Linked DNA regions of Homo sapiens: region 1 is linked to region 2. The links are chromatin loops, found by intact Hi-C in ENCODE. Cell type or tissue: CD4-positive, alpha-beta T cell. All regions are shown on one strand. Links, peaks and the distances in the headings refer to the core of each region. The heading gives the core; the rest is flanking DNA. Region 1 overlaps ITPA (inosine triphosphatase). Region 2 holds the start of GNRH2 (gonadotropin releasing hormone 2).

Region 1 (5,361 bases), core at 285-5,284, 180 kb before region 2:
GTCAAAGACCAAATACACATGTTTTTTTTAATGAGACAGGGTCTCACACTGTTGCCCAGGCTGGAGTGCAGTGGCGCAATCACGGCTCACTGCAGCCTCCATTTCCCTAGGCTCGGGATCCTCCCACCTCGGAATCCTGAGTAGCTGTGTCCACAGGCACGCACCACCATGCCCAGCAAATATTTGTATTTTTGCAGAGACAAGGTTTTGCCATGTTGCACAGGCTGGTTATGAAGTCCTGGGCTCAAGCGATCCTCCCACCTTGGCCTTCCAAAGTGCTGGGATTACAGGTGTGAGCCACCTTGCCTGGAACCAGATATATACTTCACAGTATCACAGGTAGCTAAAGTAAAAAAAATGGCCAGAAAGTGTTGTGTGCACCCAGGACAAAATTCTGGAGGAGCTGAACAGGAAACACAGAGAGGTGCCCTGCCCCAAGCCTATGTACCCACCCCACCCAGGCAGCATGTGATTCTTCTTTGGAGTCCCCCATCAGTAGCCTGGGTGTTCCCTGCACAGGGGGGCTACATCCATGATCAACTGGCAAGGAGCAGGCAGGCCCCCAGCACCCCATGTCTGAGGCCCAGCCAGACATCTCCCACCCACAAGGAGGCTCAGGAGGCTGGGCAGGGACGCAGCACCTCCTGGGGATTTAACCCAGCCGGGGCTTGCAGGCAAGAGGGGAGTGAAGGAATGACACTCTGTCCTCACCCAGGGCCGTCCTGCTGGATGGAGTCACAGGGACGGCAGGGGCCTCTCCAGAGCTGCCTGTGGGCACAGAAGCAAGCCTGGGGGTGCCCCACCAGCCTGAGCCCATCACGCCCCCCTTGAATATCCTTGGGGTTGAGCACTCTGACAACGGAGCCACCTGGAGAGGTCCCTTCCAGGGAATGGCTTCGCCAGGGCACAGAGTAAGGGCGTGTGGCATAAGCAGGGCCTCCCGAGGGGCCTGCAGCCCGCAGGCTGAACTGTGGCGATCACGCCGAGTGGGGTCGAGGACTCCAGCCCCTCCCCACCATAAAAATGAACTGGCCATTGTAATTGTAAACCAACATTTTCGCGGCTCTGATGTGTAACAGCATAAGGCAAAAGCACTGGGCGTGCCACACTACCCAGCCCCCAACCCAGCAAGGCTTCATGGAGGCCCTGGCACTACCTGCGGGTGGGGGGCAGCATGGATCCAGGGTGGAGGTCAGCCCGCAATCCATGCCATTGAATGAGGCAAGAACTCGAGTGGAGACGTAACACTCCAGCTCACAGTGGCATCCGAATGCCTTCCACACGGTGCTGCCCGTGTCCCCATCCCCACCCCCACCCAAAAAACTTCCTGCACCTGCCAAAGGAGACTGAGACAGACACCTGCCTGGGGCAGGGTTCAAAACAGATATAGCTGGTTTATTTTGGAAACAAGTCTCATCCAGAAATGTTATTTACTGCATTTAAAAACCATGGAAGGCGATTTGCATGGTTCCTCCCCACGCCCTCACTCCCACCAAGTACAGCTTTACCACCCAAGGTCCTTTCAGGACCCCAGGCCTGGCGGCTGTAGGAGAGAGCAGTGAATCCTAAGGGCAAGAGAATGGCGTCCACTTGCCAGAGTTTCTCAGAGCAGAGCCAGCTGCTCCTCCAGACAGGCCGGTGAGGCTACTCGACACCCTCACAAAGGGGAAACCCTGAAGGAAGTACTTCAGGGGGTGCCTGCCCGATGCGGGAGGTTTTGGGCTAGCCCTCCCCAGATCCCCGGCCTGAGGGGCCTCCTCCAGCTGCAGAAGTCAAGCTGCCAAACTGCCAAAGTACTCCTGCAGCTCCAGCAGGGCCCGGAAGCGATGGGAGACAGCGTTCTTCTCCGCCTTAGGCATCTCTGCGTACCTGAGGGGTGACAGTAGCAGCTCAGGGAGCCCAGATTCAGGAAGGAAGTGCACCCCCTCCCAACCCTACCTCATCTCATCCCTGGAGACCAAAGCTCACAGACCCCAAGGAAAGGGGAGTGGGGCCCAGCAGCTCCTGGCAGCCAGTGAATTTTTAAAAATCGGATAAAGTTTTCAATTCCCCTGTAGGCAGAAACCCCCATGAATGAGCATGGAGGGGTATTAAACTTGCTCTAGTGTGCCCAAAAGTCATTAAGGGAAGCTGGGGACAGGGGGGGATGAGCTGCATGTTTGATCAGCTTTGTCATCTGTTGACAGGAAGCAGTGGGGCCTGACAGAGCAAACACAGCAGTCTCCTCTCATGCGCTGAGGGCGGGGGAGCACTTGAACAGCTGGCCAGGGGCCCGACCTCCATGCCAGCACCGCAGTGAGGTGAGAATCCCATACCCCGCCCGTGGCCTGCAGACTGCTCTGTGCAAGACGGCGGCCAGTAGCCACTAGCCAGGTGTGGCTATTTAAATGAATTAACGCTGAACAGAAATATTCCGTTTCTGGGTCTCACCACACGCAAGTGCTCCACAGCCCCATATGGCTAGTGGCTGGTTCCACAATGTCCTCACCCCTGCTGGGGCTATTGTGGGGCCTCACACTGCGCTCCCTAAGGGCCCCTCCAGCTTGGAAAGCCTGATTCCAACAATGGCCCGTGCCTTGTGTGAACAAGGGGCGATTTGTGCGAACTACAGAGAACAACTGGTACTTGGAGGGCATAAAATAGTGCCCACCAGAGGCTGCAAAAGCCTGGACATTTTCCCAACCTAGATGGGGGTCAGAAAATGATGCCATAAAACTGTCAGATGTGGCCAGGCGCGGTGGCTCACGCCTGTAATCCCAGCACTTTGGGAGGCCGAGGTGGGCGGATCACCTGAGGTCAGTTTGAGACCAGCCTGGCCAACATGGTGAAACCCCGTCTCTAACAAAAATAACAAAAATTAGCTGAGCACGGTGGTGCGTGCCTGTAATCTCAGCTGAGACAGGAGAATTGCTTGAACCTGGGAGGCAGAGGGTGCAGTGAGTTGAGATCACGCCGTTGCACTCCAGCCTGGGCAACAAGAGTGAAACTCCATCTCAAAAAAAAAAAAAAAAAAGTCAGATGTACAGCTTACAAGCCAAGGCCAGAAAGGCGAAACCACTGGCTACACAGCTGATGTGGGGTGACCTGGAGCCTTAGAGCCCAGGACTCTCAGTGCCATCTGGCTGCCTCCCCAACCATGGACTGGGCCACCCAGATTCCTAGTGTCCACCCCAGCAGAGCTGCCTGTGGCTGGAACAGCACCCTGGGAGCCTCCCCTGCCCATATCCGCATGCCTGCACTTGGGCGGGGCACTGGCCCAACCCAAACCATGGCTGTACCAACCCCACACCCCAGGGAAGAAAAGCAGGGCTCCTTACGTCTGCTCATATCCATCAGGCTGAAAGCAGGGGTCCCAGCCAAAGTCCTGGCAGCCTCTGGGTGCCACGATCCGGCCCTGCCACAGGAAAGGGGGGACAGGTGTGTAACTGGGTCCAGAGGACAAGCACGAGGAGGGCAGTGGCCAGTATGAGTTTGGTGAGTCTGTGAATTTGATTTGACCCAACTTACGCAAAATGTAGTTGCAAGGCCCCTACAGCACCTGCAAATGTTTGCTGAATACAATAAAAAGCAGAGCGGGGCAGCTCTTCCCTCACACACAGGGAGGAGGCATGGACCCACAGGACCACCAGCACCTCCGGGGCCACGCGCCCTCGCCAGCCACACCCGGGACAAATTGGGACATCACTGAAGAACAATGAGGCTACTTTGAAAGATAGACAGAAAGAAAGATAGACAGAAAACGTTTTCTCCTAATAGGAAGCTAAGTACCCTGAACTCCGTGGACAAGCCAGATGCCGGCTACTATGACAGCGTTCCTGAAAATACAAGGAAGACTTTAACAATAAGATGAAACACCGCAACAGGAAGCAGGTACCCAACTCCCCACTTCATGAACACATTAGTGAGTACAATACGTACTGGCTGTAGTAGGGAAATTCCACAGTGAAAATGTTAGAAAAAGAACAAATTGTAATCCAGTGACATGAAATGTCATGTTGTTATCAAAGTAAAAAAAAAAAAGAAAGAAAAGAAAAAGAAAATCTGGCCAGGCGCGGTGGCTCATGCCTGTAATCCCAGGACTTTGGGAGGCTGAGGTGGGAAGATCACTTGAGCCCAGGAAATTGAGACCAGCCTGAGCCACGTGGCAAAGGCGAAACCCCATCTCTACAAAAAATACAAAAATTAGCCTAGCCTGGTGGTGTAAGCCTGTAGTCCCAGCTACCTGGTGGGAAGACTGCTTGAGCCCAAGAGGTCGAGGCTGCAGTGAGCTGTGATCCAGTCCGGGCGACAGACAGAGACAAACACTCCAAACAAACAAACAAACACTCCAAAAAACAAACAAAAAAACCCAAAAGATTCTAACTGAAAAAAATACAAGGGACCAGGTGTGGTAGCTCACGCCTGTAATCTCAGCGCTTGGGGAGGCCGAGGAGGGAGGATGGTTTAAACCCAGGAGTTCGAGACCAGTCTGGGCAACACAGTCAGACTCTATCTCTACCAATTTTTTTTTTTTTTTTAATTAGCCAGATGTGGTAGCTCACACCTGAGGTCCTAGCTACTCGGAAGGCTGAGGTGGGAGGATGACTTGAGCCTGAGAGATCAAGGCTGCTATGAACGGTAGTCATGCCACTACACTCCAGCCTGGGTGACAAAGCAAGACCCTGTCTCAAAAACATTTTTTTTTACTCTTTAAAAAATACAACGGAGGTGGTACATGATTGGGATTAGTCACATAGATGCCAAGTAATTTAGACCCAAAGGCAAATTCTGCTTCTGCCGTGAGGAGCTGCGTGACTAAGGCCAGTTACTGAACCTCAACCACGCAACAAATGTTTTTTGCTCACGCCTATAATCCCAGCTACTCGGCAGGCTGAGGCAGGAGAATTGCTTGAACCCAGGAGATGGAGGTTGCACTTTGGGAGAATGAGGCCAGCGGATCACTTAAGGTCGGGAGTTCAAGACCAGCCTGGGCAACATAGTGAAACCCTGTCTCTACCAAAAATACAAAAATTAGCCGGGTGTGGTGGTGCACGCCTGTAGTCCCAGTTACTCTCCAGGGTGGGAGATCACCTGAGCCTGGGAGGTGGAGGCTGTCGTGAGCAGTGATAGGCAGTAGGGGGTGTTGAATACATCTCACGGAAGGAATAAGTTTGGGCAAATAATTAAGGTTTGTTTTTTTTTTTTTTTTTTTGAGACTGGGTCTCACTCCGTCACTCCATGGCTGGAGTGCAGGAGTGCGATCATAGCTCACTGTCCCGTCAAACTCCGAGGCTCAGGTGATCCTCCCACCTCAGCCTCCCAAGTAGCTAGGACTACAGGTGTGCACCACCATGTCCGGCTATTTATTTATTTTTGAGACAG
Region 2 (5,361 bases), core at 198-5,197:
TAATGGCCTCCCTGCTTTTAAGTCACACACCTGCTAATCCTAGCCTAGAATATTTAATTCTTCATGGCTTCATTACCTGTAAGGCAAAATACAACCTCTTTGTGGAACCCAGAAAAAAATGGGGTCTCCTCTTTGCCTTCTGGGTCTTGGATACACCAGACTCTGGCCAGCAAAGCACAGTATAGAGCAGAGGCAGGCGCCTGGCCAATGGTTAGCTTGTGGCTCAGGTCCTGGGTGACACAGGCTAGAGTCCTAAAGCTCCAGATGAGAGATCACTACACTTTTCCTGTAAAAAGTTAAAGATTTTAGTCTTTGGGATTCATATGGTCTCTGTTGCAACTACTCACCTTTGCCACTGTAGTAAAAAGAAGTCAATGAGTGGGTGTGGCTGTGTTCCAACAAAACTTTATTTACAAAAACAGGAAGCAGGCACGTTTGGCCCTCAGACTGTAATCTTCCCATCACTACTCTTAATGATACTCAGATGACCTGGCTGCCTGAGGGGGCTGTGGCCCTGTCTGATTCTCTGTGAGATGGAAACCACTCTAGGGTCTCCTGGTGCGCTGAGGCTGTACACACCGGCAGAACAGGGCACTGCGTTTGGAAGTTTCTGACCAAGTGGTGACAGCAGAGGGCAAAACGTGAAGGCTGTGCTGGATAAGGCTGAACCTTCCTCATAAGCAACACCAACTGCTTTATTCCAGGTCAGGGCCAACTCTTCCGCCATGATACATACATGGTCCCTGGCGGGCACTGTCCTTACTGGGCCCCTAGGAGTCCCTGCGTTGTGGCCTGACCACCAGCCCCTCTCTGGTGATGGCCCAGTTGTAGTTCTTCCGGGAGTCCAATGCTGCTTCCACCCGTGCCTCCAGGTTCTCTCGGGTGATGAAGTTTTTCACCTCTTCCTATCGGGAGAGAAAAGCCCAGCTGAACAGGAGCCTTGGGCACATGCCAGCCAGCCCACCCAGCCTGCTGGCCTCTCACCCCACTGAGAAAGCAGCTCCTGCTCTCCCTGGGGAAGCATGCCTGGAACCCAGGTCCTATTTGAGAGCCCCTCTGGCCTCCCAGTGGAGTGATATCAGGTTGCTTTTCCACGTTCCTCTTTTCTCAGACACTTCAGCCATAGCCCCGAGTGCCAGCTATGAAAATCTCACGTCCTGGTAGGTGAAATCCGTCCCTCAGTGGTCCCCTCTGAATCACTCTAACTCATCCTTCCCCCCATTACTTTATTTATTTATTTATTTATTTATTTTGAGACGGAGTCTCACTGTCGCCCAGGATGGAGTGCAGTGGCGCCATCTCGGCTCACTGCAACCTCTGCCTCCTGGGTTCAAGCGATTCTCATGCCTCAGCCTCCCGAGTAGCTGCGATTACTGGCGCACACCACGCCCGGCTAATTTTTGTATTTTTAGGAGAGACGGGGCTTGGCCAGGCTGGACTCGAACTCCCGACCTCAAGTGATACGCCCGCTTCGGCCTCCCATAGTACTGGGATTACAGGCGTGAACCACCGCTCCCAGCCACCCTTCTATACTTTAAATCAAGCCTCATCCATTCTCACTGCATTACTCCTAAGTGGTCTCCCTGCTTTTAAGTCGCACACCTGCTAATCCTAGCCTGAAATACTTAACCCTTCATGGCTTCATCACCTGTTATGCAAAATACAACCTCTTTGTGGAACGCAGGGTCCCTCCCACAGACCTGCTAGGTACCTGAACACTGTCCAATTACTCCGCTCACCTCCGGGTCTTTGCGCCTGACTGGCACTCTCCTCTCCAAATCCGGACCTGCCAACTGTAAGTCTCTGCACATAGCCAGCGCCCGCGTCGCGGTGCCCAGAATTCCCAGTGCCCCGCAAGCCGCGTCCCCGGCTGGAGTCCCACCCTCCGGAGACGTTGCCCACCTGCAGCTGCAGCACTTCCCGCTCCTTGCGCTGCGCCCAGGCCTGCACCTCTTCGGCCTTGCGGGCCTGCTCCAACGCCTGCCGCTGCTCCTGCTCCCGCTCCTCCTGCCGCAGCCTCGCTATCCTGTGAGGGTCAAAGGGCCGAGGCTGAGCGGGGCCCGGGCTTCTCCCAGGCCGGCCAGGCCGCGCCGCCCCGCCCCGCCTCCCGCCCCACGCACCGCAGCTCGTGCAGCCGCCGGTTCTCCGCCTGGTTCCAGGCCATCAGCTCGCGGTGCTCGGCGGCGTCCTTCAGGGCCTTGCGCTCCGCCAGAACCCCGGCTCGGGCCTCGTGCACCTTCCTCTGCACCTCGGACACGAACTCCATCCTGGGTGCAGACGCGCCAGGAATCAGCACCCTCTCCGCCCACTCCCACCGTCACCAGCGCGCGCGGGCGGCCACCTCCCCCCGGCCGCACACCTGAGGGCGCGCACGGTCTGGCGGTAGTGCTGGTAACGCTCCATCAGCACGAAGAACTCCGCAGGGTCCACCGCGGGCGGCATGTTCACTCGCTCGATCTTGGATTTGGCCAGCGGGTCGTGGCGGGTCTTGCGGCCGCGCGCTGGCAGCACCAGAGGGGCCCGGGGCCTGCACGGGGTCCCCGCGCCCAGGCGGCTCAGCGCGCGTAGCATGGCCGAGTCTCCTCACTGCGGCCGCGGTGCCGGGACGCCACCGTGCCCCGGAAGCGGCGCGGGGAACCTTGGGACCTGTAGTCCTCGGGCTGTCCCTCACGCCCCGCCCGGCCGTGTGGCCTCTGGAACCGAAGCGGCGACCCTGCGGACGTCCGCATCCCGCCCCCAGGCTCTGGCCCGGCCTTCCCGCCAGGGCCCGGGGCCATCCCTTAGTTACTCCCGCCCGCGGGGCCGGACCCGCGTCCCTCCAGCCCCCACGCAGGGAAGGGTCTCAGCGGGGAAGACAGGGAGGGGACGAAGGACAGAACTCGACGCAACAGCTTCGGAGAACCTCACACTTTATTGGAGGATGGCGGGGCGGGGCGGGGCTCTCGGGCTGCGGTCTGCGGAGGGAGAGGTGGCGGTCATGTCTCAGGACACTGGTCTCGTAACCGCCGAGCTGCCATCTTCCTGGTTCTCTCCCCTCTCGTCCCCCCCAGTCCCCATGTGGCCTCCCACAGCAGGACGCCCCCCGCCTCCCGTAGAAGCCTGAGGATCCAGCTAGTGTGGGGATCTCCAGCTCCCTTGGGCATGCCCTCTTGTCCACCCTAAACAAGCCTGACGCATAGAAACCTCAGCACATACACACAAATCAGGCGGTAAGACATTGCCTCATAGGAACTAACCACTTTCTTCTTTAGTTACCGGGCTCTCCTGATGCACTGTAAATGTTTGATTTGCAAAACAGTAGCAAACCATTTCCCCACGCCTGTCTTCTGCTATGGTCTTGGGGAGCTCTGCAGTCCCTGAGATGTTCCTAGTGCACATGTCAGTCACCACCTGGTCCTCTTGGCCCTGTTGTCTGTTTGAGTGAGGTTGCATCCCTCACCTCTTTCCACTGGCCTGGGGTCTGTCCACCTCAAGACAGTCATTGGCTTGTCAGGATGCCTGTGGGATCCCATGGCCACCACTGTCTTATAGAACAATTATCTCCTTCTAGTCTACTAGTGACTTTGGTCTTTAACCCAAGTGCTTTGTAAATTGTCTAGAATCCTCCTGGGAAATAGGAAGGATAGCAGACAGCACCCTGCTGTGTGCAGTAGGGGCACTGAGAAATGGCTGGGGGTGCTGTGGCAGGGGGCATCTCAGTGGTGTTTCATTCTCCCCACCCTCCCAGCACCCAACCCTAAGCCACAATGGCCTCTGATGACCAGTGGCTGGTCTTGATGCTGGGGACCTCTCACCCTACTCACCAGCAGTGTCCGTGCCAGGTGTCGCTTCCTGTGAAGGGACCACTGGGCCGTGGTCCTGCCCTCCCAGGGCATGCTGTCGTCCAGGGGAGCCAGGGCATCACTTGGGAGGCCATGGGCAGTCTGGACTGGGCTGCCTGCTGCAGTGTCCAGGGCCCTTCCTTAGAAGGGAACTGATGCTGTCCTCCCTACCCCGACCTCAGGCTCCAGGAGGGTGGGGGAGCCCCCGGCCATCACTTTCTTCCTCCCCATGAGGCTGGGAGACACCCACCTGGGGGCCTAAGGGCATTCTGGGGATCCTGGGCTGAGCTGAGGGCTCGCTTTCCTCCAGGGTACCAGCCATGGGACCAGTGCTGAGCCTCTGAGGGTCCAAGGTGGGCAGTCAGCAGCAGCAGGAGCAGGAGGCCTCGCCTGGAGCTGGCCATGGCTGCTCTAATGGACAGGGTACAGCATTCAAGGAGACTTACCTCACCCCCACATCCCCCTACTTCCTCCAGGGCCACTTTGGAAAACTGGCATCTCAGGGGCAGCTTTGGTATCTCCTTATGCCCTTCCCTCTCTGCCACCGCTCCTCATCCCAAGCATACAGGGGTCCAGATCCTGGGGGATCCTGGCCCAGCAGGGGATGATGCTCCAGGGGACGAGCCTTCTCCCTGAGCCTGGGGCACAGAGGCTACCTGCCTTGCCAGCTCTGAGGGCCCTCCCACTTGTCCAGGTCCATCCATCTTTCCTTCAAGGAGTTTCCAGAAGTGGAAGAAAGTTGGAGGGGAACAGAGACCTGAATTCAGGCCAATGGATGGGAGGATAGATGGATGGTCAGGGGAGTTCTCAATGTAGGCGTGTTTGGAGCACCAGTGCTAGGGAACCAGAGTTGCAGGCCTTCTGCCCTTTTCTCCGTGGCCTGCTGTATCTCTTCCATAGTAGTTGGGGATGTGGAATGGATGAGTGGTATTGATGGGGGCAAGTGCTTCTACCCCTTATCCCTCCCATGCCAGGGGCAACAAGCACAAGAATAGATGGTAGAGCTGTTGGGGAGAGGAGAGGAAAAGGGGACTTCTCTGGCATGGTTCAGGGGTGGAGGCACCTGGGAATGGGGAAGAGGAGCAGCACACCATACGCCCAGGATGAAACTTGGTCCAGGTGTCCTAGCCCTTAGGGAAGGCTCCCCACTCACCAAGGAAGAGCTGTGGATGAGATGGCTCCTTCAGGCAGCTGCAGGACCCTAGCCTGATGGCCCCAGGATTTATAGACCAGGCAGCTCCACCCCCAGACTCCAGTGACGTCTTCAGAGGGGAAGAGAGAAGCTCACCACCCAACCCGCTTCCCAGAGCATCCAGTCCATGAACATTCACCAGGCAGCTGCTGCCCTGAGGCCACCGACACATGCTCCCTCCCCACCACCTTCCCAGGAGCCTTCAGGCCCAGGACTCTTGCTTTAGGCTGGCCTATGTCCTGGTCTCACCTTCCCACTTCCCAGGCTGCATCTTCAAGCTCCTGATCTTGAGACCTAGAAAGCCCTCACAGCCTTCCCTGATCCCAAAAGAGAATTGTGTCCTGGGCA

The links. Peaks named below come from ENCODE experiments on the same cell type or tissue, not always from the same donor. Only the 100,000 strongest peaks of a DNase experiment are listed, where the experiment ranks them.
Region 1: a loop joins it to region 2, with 2.9 times the contacts of the local background. A loop is called at or near these places in 5 of 110 quality-filtered maps.

The regions. Positions count from the first base shown.
Region 1 is chr20:3,219,874-3,225,234 of GRCh38, reverse strand. It overlaps ITPA (inosine triphosphatase), which reads right to left. Exons shown (of 8, transcript NM_033453.4): 7 at 3,318-3,394; 8 at 1,375-1,869. The coding sequence ends at 1,773. Among named protein-coding and RNA genes, the nearest start is that of ITPA, 13 kb to the right of the region's middle. In CD4-positive, alpha-beta T cell, for the core only: no CTCF peak of the experiment used is centred there; a DNase peak (open chromatin) is centred at 2,204; H3K27ac peaks cover 307 bases.
Region 2 is chr20:3,043,279-3,048,639 of GRCh38, reverse strand. GNRH2 (gonadotropin releasing hormone 2) reads right to left here and starts at 5,018. Exons shown (of 4, transcript NM_178331.2): 1 at 4,975-5,018; 2 at 4,072-4,232; 3 at 3,804-3,940; 4 at 2,893-2,954. The coding sequence starts at 4,225. The coding sequence ends at 2,904. MRPS26 (mitochondrial ribosomal protein S26) reads right to left here and starts at 2,588. Exons shown (of 4, transcript NM_030811.4): 1 at 2,360-2,588; 2 at 2,121-2,267; 3 at 1,903-2,026; 4 at 390-905. The coding sequence starts at 2,571. The coding sequence ends at 771. RefSeq lists enhancers at 1,647-1,706, 3,047-3,106 and a silencer at 2,077-2,946. In CD4-positive, alpha-beta T cell, for the core only: no CTCF peak of the experiment used is centred there; DNase peaks (open chromatin) are centred at 2,319, 2,629 and 3,019; H3K4me3 peaks cover 1,971 bases; H3K27ac peaks cover 484 bases.